Linked DNA regions of Homo sapiens: all the other regions are linked to region 1. The links are chromatin contacts, found by Hi-C or POLR2A ChIA-PET in ENCODE. All regions are on one chromosome and are shown on one strand. Each heading gives the region's core, a stretch centred on a gene start or an enhancer-like site at or near the end of the contact. The rest is flanking DNA. Distances are from core to core; before and after follow the strand shown. Region 1 holds the start of PON2 (paraoxonase 2). Region 2 overlaps LOC105375409 (a long non-coding RNA gene). Region 3 holds the start of PDK4-AS1 (PDK4 antisense RNA 1).

The links. Hi-C counts contacts between places; a loop is a spot of excess contacts on that map. ChIA-PET counts read pairs that join two places held with the same protein, here RNA polymerase II (POLR2A). Pooled maps may share reads with other maps.
Region 2: a map of ascending aorta shows a loop between it and region 1 (4-fold over the local background). The contact joins the enhancer-like site here to the promoter of PON2 in region 1. A Hi-C loop is called at or near these places in 1 of 168 maps with a recorded cell type or tissue (ascending aorta) and 12 of 50 pooled maps. POLR2A ChIA-PET finds 5 or more read pairs at or near these places in 1 of 52 experiments (Panc1).
Region 3: a loop to region 1 is called in a pooled map of heart left ventricle, with 6 times the contacts of the local background. The contact joins the promoter of PDK4-AS1 here to the promoter of PON2 in region 1. A Hi-C loop is called at or near these places in 1 of 168 maps with a recorded cell type or tissue (heart left ventricle), 4 of 37 single-sample maps with no recorded cell type and 9 of 50 pooled maps. POLR2A ChIA-PET finds 5 or more read pairs at or near these places in 2 of 52 experiments (B cell and Panc1).

Annotation. Positions count from the first base shown.
Region 1 is chr7:95,433,502-95,436,704 of GRCh38, reverse strand. It overlaps PON2 (paraoxonase 2), which reads left to right and starts at 1,677. Exons shown (of 9, transcript NM_000305.3): 1 at 1,677-1,827. The coding sequence starts at 1,754. RefSeq lists an enhancer at 1,320-1,890 and a silencer at 1,565-1,994.
Region 2 is chr7:95,687,460-95,690,662 of GRCh38, reverse strand. All of the region lies in intron 2 of LOC105375409 (a long non-coding RNA gene), which reads right to left. Among named protein-coding and RNA genes, the nearest start is that of DYNC1I1, 83 kb to the left of the region's middle. Within about 2 kb of position 1,567, at least 2 of the 41 ENCODE cell types and tissues checked have a DNase peak (open chromatin) inside an H3K27ac peak, as active enhancers do.
Region 3 is chr7:95,595,024-95,598,226 of GRCh38, reverse strand. It overlaps PDK4-AS1 (PDK4 antisense RNA 1), which reads right to left and starts at 1,548. Exons shown (of 3, transcript XR_001745287.3): 1 at 1,444-1,548. It overlaps PDK4 (pyruvate dehydrogenase kinase 4), which reads left to right and starts at 1,711. Exons shown (of 11, transcript NM_002612.4): 1 at 1,711-2,063; 2 at 3,063-3,203. The coding sequence starts at 1,934. RefSeq lists a silencer at 2,136-2,430.

The sequences.
Region 1 (3,203 bases), core at 428-2,927:
GCGTTAAAATAACATAAGCTGTGGATTGGTTATACTTTGTTCTTTGTATCATAAATTCCAGGAATATGAAGATAATGGGTGGGACAGCTACTCGGGAACAAAATGTCTTTAAACAACTGTCCCCAGGCATGGGTATTGGGGCGTGACTGAAGTCCCATACTCATGTCGCTCTGGGCCTGATAAATTTTGCATACCTCACAAAGCTCAGACTGCTCTCAGCTATTTTTTTTCCTTACAATGTAATTGATTTTCTTTGCAATCTATACATTTTATTCATTTATTTAAAATTTTTTTTTCTTCTTTCTTTTTTTCATGAACCGCACAGAGAAAATTTATGCATTTTATTGTAAGCATTTATAAACATTATTCTAAGAAGTTATCCACAGGCTCACCACTGCCAGAAGGGTCCACGACACAAAAAAGGTAATGCCTCATGGGCTTTCAAAGGACAACTTTTTACTTCTCTTTCTACCATCCAGTATAATCCAATATCCTTAGGACTGAAGCAGAGATACACACACACACAGGGAGAGAGGTGTTTGTGCTTTTTTTTTTTTTTTTTTTTTTTGGTGAGAGGCAGGTGGGAAATTGGCATCCACTTTTATTTACTGGTTCTTTATAAAACTGATATTTGTTGAAAATTGTCAAGTGTGACCATTTCTGCCTACATATTGTAGGGTGGCAATTAAATACCGAAAACCATTAGAAGCTTATTTCAGATGTACTCATTTATTGTAATGGTATCAATCTTGATGGGTAAATTTCATTTTACTTTTAAAATTGTATTTTAAATTATTCCTTCATGTTACGGTTGTTAGAGTAAAAACGGAAAAGAAAAAAACTACACTTCTTCCCTTTGAGTTTGGATGAAAAAGACGTGTCTAAGTCCTTAAGTCTGTAGTCTGGAAGTATTAATAGAGGCTGGGCATGGTGGCTCATTCCTGTAATTCTAGCACTTTGGGAGGCTGAGGCAGGAGGATGGCTTGAGTCCAGGAGTTTGAGACCAACCTGGGCAACACAGCAAGACTCGGTCTCCACACACACACACACAGACACACACACAACTTACACACACTTAGCTAGGTGTAACGGTACGTGCCTGCGGTCCCAGCTACTCAGGAGGCTGAGGCTGGAGGGTCCCTTGAGTCCGGGAGGTCCAGACTGCAGTGAGCTATGATTGTGCCAATGTACTCCAGCCTAGGCAACACAGCGAGACCCTGTTAAAAAAAAAAAAAAAAAGTATTACGAGGCACAGGATGTTTATTTATTCGCAACTACGTCCTGTTATAAAAAGTAGTGATTCCAACGTGAAATATTTACACGACGCATCCCGTTACTTTCCCTCCCTTGGCCACCGACCCCCATCCCCAAAAGCTGCTTTCTATGTAAGTTTCTCACTGGAATAGCGAGTGAGAAATGTGTTTGAAGACTAGGGAAACGAGAAAGGTATGCGGGCTGCTAGAGGGTTTCGGGTGGGTTGTTTGAAAAAGGAAGTGAAGGAATTCAAAGTTTCACATCATGAGCCTAATGTAAGGCGTGTCCGGGCCGTCCCGAAGGTATCTGGGGAAATAGGTTTGTGAGGACAAAGACCAGGGCCAGGCCCAGGGCGGAGCCTCCGCGGCCCCGACGCAGGGACTCGGCCTAGGCGGAGGACGGGGCGGAGCGCGGCCGGCACCATCGAGCCGGGAAGATGGCACCGCCCACGGAGCTGCTGGCCAGGCCGGAGCGAGGCAGCGCGCCCGGCTCCCGCGCCATGGGGCGGCTGGTGGCTGTGGGCTTGCTGGGGATCGCGCTGGCGCTCCTGGGCGAGAGGCTTCTGGCACTCAGGTAGGTGGGACTCCCGCGCGCCCCTCCTCGGCGGTCCCCAGGCTCGGGGTGGCCGCGTGGTGCGGGGAGGGCGCAGGCTGGGGGAGGGATTCCTGCGGGACCTGGCCCTGCGGCCGGGGGTGGAGAATTTTTGAATGCTGTCCCTCCCCCAGCTAGTTGAACCCCCATCACCCCGACTCTCCGCTTCTAGTGAAAAAACTAGCAAAGTTTGGAGTGAATCGCGACACTTTCTTGAAAGTTTATAAGCCCTTGCTGCTAACAAAGTTCTCTTCTGCTTAGGCTGACAAGAGAATGCTTTGCAATTACCCAAGGGCCAAACTAGTGGTTTAAATTGAAAACAAAATGACTACTCATGCATTGAAACCTTAACTATGAAGATTTATTTCAGGTCATTGGTGCTGTTTCTCCTTGTTGCCCAAACCAGACCCGTCTTTAATAAAGTTGTTCTCCACCCATTTCTGCATAGTTTGAGAAACTCTTCAGCTGTAGATCAAAGACACTTGAAATATTCAGCTACTGTTCTTACTTCCTATTTATTCACCAGGGAAGCCTGAAGCCAGAATGCCAGACAGCGCAGACACTATTCCATCTCGCATTTTAGTTTTAATGAAAATCTCTGGTAGGTAGACATCATCGTTTATAAATTACCAACTCAACGTTTGTTTTTTGTTTATTTTATTTTTTGTAGAGATGGGGTCTTGCTGTATTGCCCAGGCTGTTCCCTAACTCTTGCACTCAAGCAATCCTCCAGCCTAGGCCTCCCCACAGTGCTGGGATTACAGGTGTGAGCTGTTCTGCCCTGCCTCAACCAAAATTTTATAGGCCTCATGCAAAAGAGTTCCAGAAAGACTGAGCACCTGCTATGTGTAATGTTCTCTCTTAGGCTTCTATAGTAGAGTACGACCCTTATGGAGTTTGATACAGGGGAAGAGAGAATTAAAATACAGTAAATGTATAAATTAGGATGTTCTAAGGACAGACACAAATGAACCGCATAGGCTTAAAGAGGAAAGATTCCATCCCCTGAGGGTGGAGTTCTAGAGGGAGGAAGAGACATTCGACCTGACCTTGAAGGGTGGGTGCAACACATATGAGCATGAAGGGGCCCATGCCAAATGTATAGTGCAGCAGGAGCAAAGGGGCTAAGGTGGGAAGTTGGAAGACTAGCAAATGGGCCAATTTGAAGGGAGCATAAAGTCAGGAGATGAGAATAGTAGGGTGGTGGGAAGGATAGGTTTTGAGGCCATTAAATATAAGTTGAAAAATGGGGCCCCACTTTCATAGGCCCAATAGTGCTTCAAAAGGGAAATATTGGTGGGTTTTGCTTTTCAACAAGAACTTAATATAACTAGTTGTGTTTTATAGAGATAAGCCTG
Region 2 (3,203 bases), core at 318-2,817, 250 kb before region 1:
CATAGAAAATGGAAGAAGCTGGTTCATTCAACTTATGCATTTCACTGCCTGGATCAGTAAGATTGGTGTATTTTTTTTTTTTTCACTGCCTGTTGTTTCACTGACTCTTCCGCCCCACAAAAAAAGCACCAAGAAACAAGCTGAAACATTTCCGTTTGTCCTGTAGGTGCCACTGTAACCCTGGGATATTTCTTTACAGATCTGCAACTGGTTCTCTCAAGGCTGGAAAGGATTAGAAATTCTAGAAGATGGAGTCTAGTCTACACACAATTCAAACTAAGGACCCCTCACACCCCGCCCCTGGGTTTAGAGTTCCATAGCTCCAACACAGAAGTGAAATCGTTTCCCCTGGAATCTTTTCACTGCCTGTTTTTTAACTGTTCTTTAGCTTGTAGGTCCTAATGAGAAAATTTAAAAATTTATATTCATTTAGTTTTTGAATAAGTAATGTTTTCATATGGCTCAAAAACAAATTAAAATGATAAAAAGAATATGCTAAAAAATTTCCCTTTTACCTATTACATATCAAAGGTTAGCAAAGTTATTAGTTTCTTTTATACTTCCAGAGACCATTTTATGCACATACAAGCAAATACTTTAAAAGCAACTTTTTATTTTGCATGATAATGTACTATAACACCTTTTTTTCTGTGTCTTAATTATTCCATATAATACTATATCTTGGAAATCCTGTATATCAGTACATAAAAATTCCTCTTTGCCCCCACCTCTCTAGCTTTGAAGTATTCCCAGTTTATGGATACACCAAAATTTATTTACCCAGTTCTCTATTGATGAACATGTAAGTTGATTGTTTTGCCATTTAAAATAATACTGAAATGAGAAGTTTTGTATAGGGTCCATTTTGCATGTGTGTCAATATACCTAAATATATCTGAGAATTCCTGCTGAATTTCTCTGCCAGTCAGAAAAAAATAATGAAAAAACAGAAAAATTCTCACTTTGTCGTGCATCTGAGGATACATGTATTTGTCATGTTTACGGGCATTTTCAAATTGCCCTTCACAGGGCTTGTACCAGCTTGTGCTCCTGGCAGCCATGTAAAAATTGTCTATTTCCCAAAAGCTTGGCCAACACAGTATGTTTTGAATTTTTGCCAATCAATCTGAGAGTTAAAAAAAAAAGTTGTATCAATTATTTTCTTATTATTATGAGTTTGAGCATCTTTTGGTTTAAGAGCCATTTGATTTAGAACTGTTTTGATTGCAAGCAATAGAAAGCCGCAGTCTACCTGGCTCAAGCAAGATGTTTATTTTCTCATCACTGAAAAGCCTAGATGGAGAATGTCCAATGGGCCTTACTCCAAAGGCTTAAATGTCACCCCCGACTGTGATTTCTCTTTCGCACTCTCGCTCTCATTCTCTCAATCTCACTCTCACTCTCACTCTCACTCCAGCTCCCTCTGTCTTGGCCCTGTCCTTAGACAGGCTCCTTTCCCCTTCATTCTCGCAGCTCCAATCTCAGCAGAGAGATCTTGCTTGCCCTGAGTCTCTCTGACCTGAATTGAACAGGATGCAGTGTTCTGACTGGCCAGGCCTGAGTCATACAACCACTTCTGGAGCCGGGGATAGAGCCAAAATCACTCAAACTAGGTGAATTGAGAGATGTGAGAGGCATGGATTCCAGGTGTCCAACAGAAGATCAAAGTGACATTAAATGTAGAAAGACAACTAAGCGCTGGCTTGGCTAACAACAGAGGTTTTAGCTGTAATTCACACCTTCAACAACACACTGTCCCTTCTACTCTCACATATCCCTTCAAAAACGCCAGTGCCTACCTAATGAAGCCATAATTAGATACCATGGAAAGTGCACTTTCCTCTTCTCAGAGGGAGACCACACAAAGACTTATCTAGTTATAGCTCCAAGTCCAGGATTTCTGGGTGATTCTTCTTAGTCAGGCCCTGGTGTGGTGGTTCCTTCTGGCTCAGCAAACTATGGCTCCAATATAACCACAAATGCAATACATGAAGGGACAGAGAAAGAATAGGATAATTATCAAAAAAATCATCCATTTGATAAGGAAGAGAATGGGAAGCAGCAAAAAGTGTAGCAATTCCTGGTGCGTAGCAATTCCCATGATGTGTAGGACTGGAAACACAAAGTATCCTGACCTGGAGGTGATGTGAGCTCCTTAGCCAATCTGGCTGCCCTGATGAGTTCTCCACAAGGATCTCCTTGTCCCTTATCTTCCGTGGCCCTGACGAACTCTGGGTGATGTAGCCCACAGGTTTGGAGGCCTCCTCTGTGGACTACATCTCTTTAGCAGCTCACTTCCTGCTGGGATAGGTTTGGGGCATTTAGGATTGTCTTAAGGGTTGAGTACTCACAGGCCTTTGTTTGCCAGGTTTGGAGTTTCTCTGGTAAAATAAGTCTCTTAAAACACTGAGGCATTAACCTGTAATATAGACAGCATATTTCACATATTTCAAGTAGACACTATAACTCAGAAATGTTAAGTTCCTTTACCTAAAGCCATACAACAGGGGTATAACAAAGAGCAGGTGACAAAGCCACGATGTTTGTAATCACGGGTGTTTAGCTCTAAGGTCTAAGCTTCTAATATACTGGTATAAAAATTATGTTTGCAGTAACTAGCAACTGTAACGTCACCTCCTTATCTCTGTCCTCCTAAACTTTGACTCCCCCTGCTCCACAAAAAAAGCACCAAGAAACAAGCTGAAACATTTCCGTTTGTCCTGTAGGTGCCACTGTAACCCTGGGATATTTCTTGATCAGCTCTGCAACTGGTTCCCTCAAGGCTGGAAAGGATTAGAAATTCTAGAAGATGGAGTCTAGTCTACACACAATTCAAACTAAGGACCCCTCACATCCCACCCCTGGGTTTAGAGTTCCACAGCTCCAACATAGAAGTGAAATCTTTTCCCCTGGAATCTTATTTCATTTTTGAATCGGTTGTGCAGTTACAGGGTTCAAAAATTAAAATGTGCAAAAACGTCTTCATTGAAAAAGAATCCCTTTATCTCTGTCCCTTTTCTACCAAGTTCCTCTACGTAGCCTTTGCCATGCTATTCCACTTTTTGTATATTCTTCCAGAGATTTTAGTGCACATGCAACTAAACATGAACATAGATTCCTTCTCCCACCCCTTTAAGCATAAATTACAGCAAGTTCTTCATATTCTTTCCCTGTATTTTTCTAAACAGCTATATATTATAGAG
Region 3 (3,203 bases), core at 299-2,798, 160 kb before region 1:
ATGCAGTCTCCTAGACGAAGAGGGCAAAGGATGACAGCAGAGCCTAGGATCACTCATGACTTTCAGAGTTGCCCGTTCTGCTTATAAATGCAGGGCAGGCTGGGCGCAATGGCTCACTCCTGTAATCCCAGCACTATGGGAGACCGAGGTGGGTGGATCACTTGAGGTCAGGAGTTTGAGACCAGCCTGGCCAACATGGAGAAACCCCATCTTCACCAAAAATAGAAAAAATTAGCTGAGTGTGGTGGCGTGTGCCTGTGATCCCAGCTACTCAGAAGACTGAGGCAGCAGAATCGCTTGAACCTGGGAGGCCGAGGTTGCAGTGAGCCGAGATGGCACCACTGCACTCCAGCCTGGGAGACAGTGTGACTCTGTCTCAATAAATAAAGTAATTAATTAATTAATTAAAATAAAATAAACGCAGGGGGAGGAGGCCAAAAAGGTTTTTTATAACAAACTATCATTTTTAACACCTCATAAATTCCCATTCTATTACATTTGTAACCAACTCTCTTACTCCCAACTTTCCCAAACACGGTGGCTTCATTCCCTAGTCCTTTTAGAGTGTCGGGAGAGGAAAAGGAGGTTAGTATGACAGGGTAATGTGTCTCAACCACTGTCATTAATTTAATAAATATTGAGTAGTGAAAAAGTAGGAATCACAAAGCTGCATCAGACAGGGTCCCTACCCTGATCTCTTTCAGGAAAGGGGGGAGTCAGAGAGGGATAATATAAAAACATAAATAGCTATAGAATAGTACCATGAAAGACCAAGGCCTTATTTGGAAGAAGTGAGGAGAAGTAATCAAGGAAGACCTTTTGCAGCAGACAGCTTGTGCCAGACATTTGAGGGTAGAATGGAATGTCTTAGGTAAAGATTTGGAGTAAGGACATTTCGTACAGGGCAGAGTGAACAAATTCTCTGATCACCGCAAAAGGTAAGGCAAACTGACAAATTGATCCCTTTTTAATTTTGTTTTTAATTAACAGAACTAAACCTAACGGAAAGAATGTGTTGCCGGAGAAGAACGAATTGATGGCCTTTTATTACCACAGGAAAAAGTAAATGTATCTGGGCAGCCCCTCAAGTCTCAGCAAAAGGAACGTACAGTTCCTGCCATGTGCCGGTCTCTTCTGAAGAAAAGGGGGCGGTGGGGGTGGGGGCGCAGGTCTTTAGGTTGTTTATTCCTTTCTCTCTGTCCAGTGGCAGAGAAGCCCATACTTTTGAACGCAGCTTGTTGGCTACTGTAAAAGCCCTGCTCTGAGCAAGGACCAATGAGCACGCGGAGTCCAAACTCTTGGAAACAGTTTGTGGCCAGGAGTACTTGACATTGAGACAGCCTCCGAGTTGTAAACAAGGGCGAGCCTGGGCGGGACCCCAGCCCACGCGACTCGGAGCCCCGTCCCAAGAGGCTAATCTTAAGCCCACGTTGCCCCAGATACCTGTTTCTGCTTCCTCTTCCCTGTTCTTCCCACCCTTTTTCCGTCACAGCCGCGGGCACCGGTGCCAGGGCACTCCGTGGTCACCGTGCCAGGCCATTCTGTGATGACCGCGGCTGGAGGGGCGGAGCCCATAGTTCTTTCTCTGATCTGATTGGCGCGACCTGGAGTTCAGGACGCGTTTCCAAGTTCCAGTGACTCCTCCTGTTTGGGACTCGGGGGGAGAGTGCGGGGAGACAAATAAAACCTCGGGCGGCGGCGGCTGGTGGGAAGACTTGAACTTGAATCTCGAACCACTGCATCTCCGACTCTGCCCAGACTCTTCACTCCGCGGCACCCTCAAACCCCAGCCCAGGCCGGGGCGCACAAGCCAGCCAGCGCACCTGCAGTCCTCGCCCGGACGCGCCGCGCCCCCTCGGAACCAGGCTCTGCTCCGAGCAGCCTTCGCCCCTCAAGCCAGCCACAGTCCCCGCCAGGCCGGGTGGGCGTCAAGATGAAGGCGGCCCGCTTCGTGCTGCGCAGCGCTGGCTCGCTCAACGGCGCCGGCCTGGTGCCCCGAGAGGTGGAGCATTTCTCGCGCTACAGCCCGTCCCCGCTGTCCATGAAGCAGCTACTGGACTTTGGTGAGAGGGGACACAGGGCCCAAGCTGGGTCCTAGGGTTGGGGAACTGCCTTAACTTTCAGCCTTGGTAGAGGGAGGGCTAGGCTCAAGCTAAAACAACTGGGGTTCACTTTGCTGCTGAGCCCTGGAGCCTCGACGCCAGCACACCTTTCCTTTTCCTAGATTTGGTTACTTTCTGACAGGGGTGCCTCCAGGTCAAGGCCACCTGCAAGCCTGCCGACGCTGGATGGTTTGACTTCATCTGCACACTCTTCTTTCTGACCCGCTCTTCCAGTCAAAATACTTTTTGCTTTCGGTCACCGTTTAACAATGGACTGGAAACTTTATCCTCTCCTTCACAGCATAGTACTGCTTGGAGAAGTTTCTGAATAGTATTAAATAGCCTCAAATTAACAGATTTTATTCCTTAGCCACCTGGCATCCTTCCACAGGGTACATCTCTCTGCATTCCTGACAGATTTCTTTGTCTCTTTATCATTATAGTTTTCCATATATTTGCATTGTTGCTGAAAATATTTACACATTTGTTGCAGTAATCTTATAAGGAAGATTTCAAGGGTTTAAATGTGATATCACTACTCTGGAAATATCACAGCTCCCCCTCCAGCCTCTTATCCCCCAACTCCAATTCCATGTCCCCACTCATTAAAGGATGTTGTGTTGTTGACATTGTGGTGTGACCGAATCCTGCAGTCTTTTATAAATTCTAAGAACTGTGGGATATTCTTACTTCTTGGAAGTGAATCCTCTTCAAAAAGAGAAGACAATAATTCTCCTATATCTGTCACTTTTTAAAAGAAAGAAGGAAAGACGAAAGGACGAAGGGAATTAGTCAATTAAGGAGACAATCGCCCCTGAATTATCGATTAACAGTAACCCAACTGAGAGTGAAATATAATTTTATAATATATGTGTGTTCAATATTTGATAGTTAATGCTATTTAGATATATCATTTAGACACACTTTTTCTCAAAACTAAATTGATTTCATTTATTATAGGTTCAGAAAATGCATGTGAAAGAACTTCTTTTGCATTTTTGCGACAAGAATTGCCTGTGAGACTCGCCAACATTCTGAAGGAAATTGATATCCTCCCGACCCAATTAGTAAATACCTCTTCAGTGCAATTGGTTAAAAGCT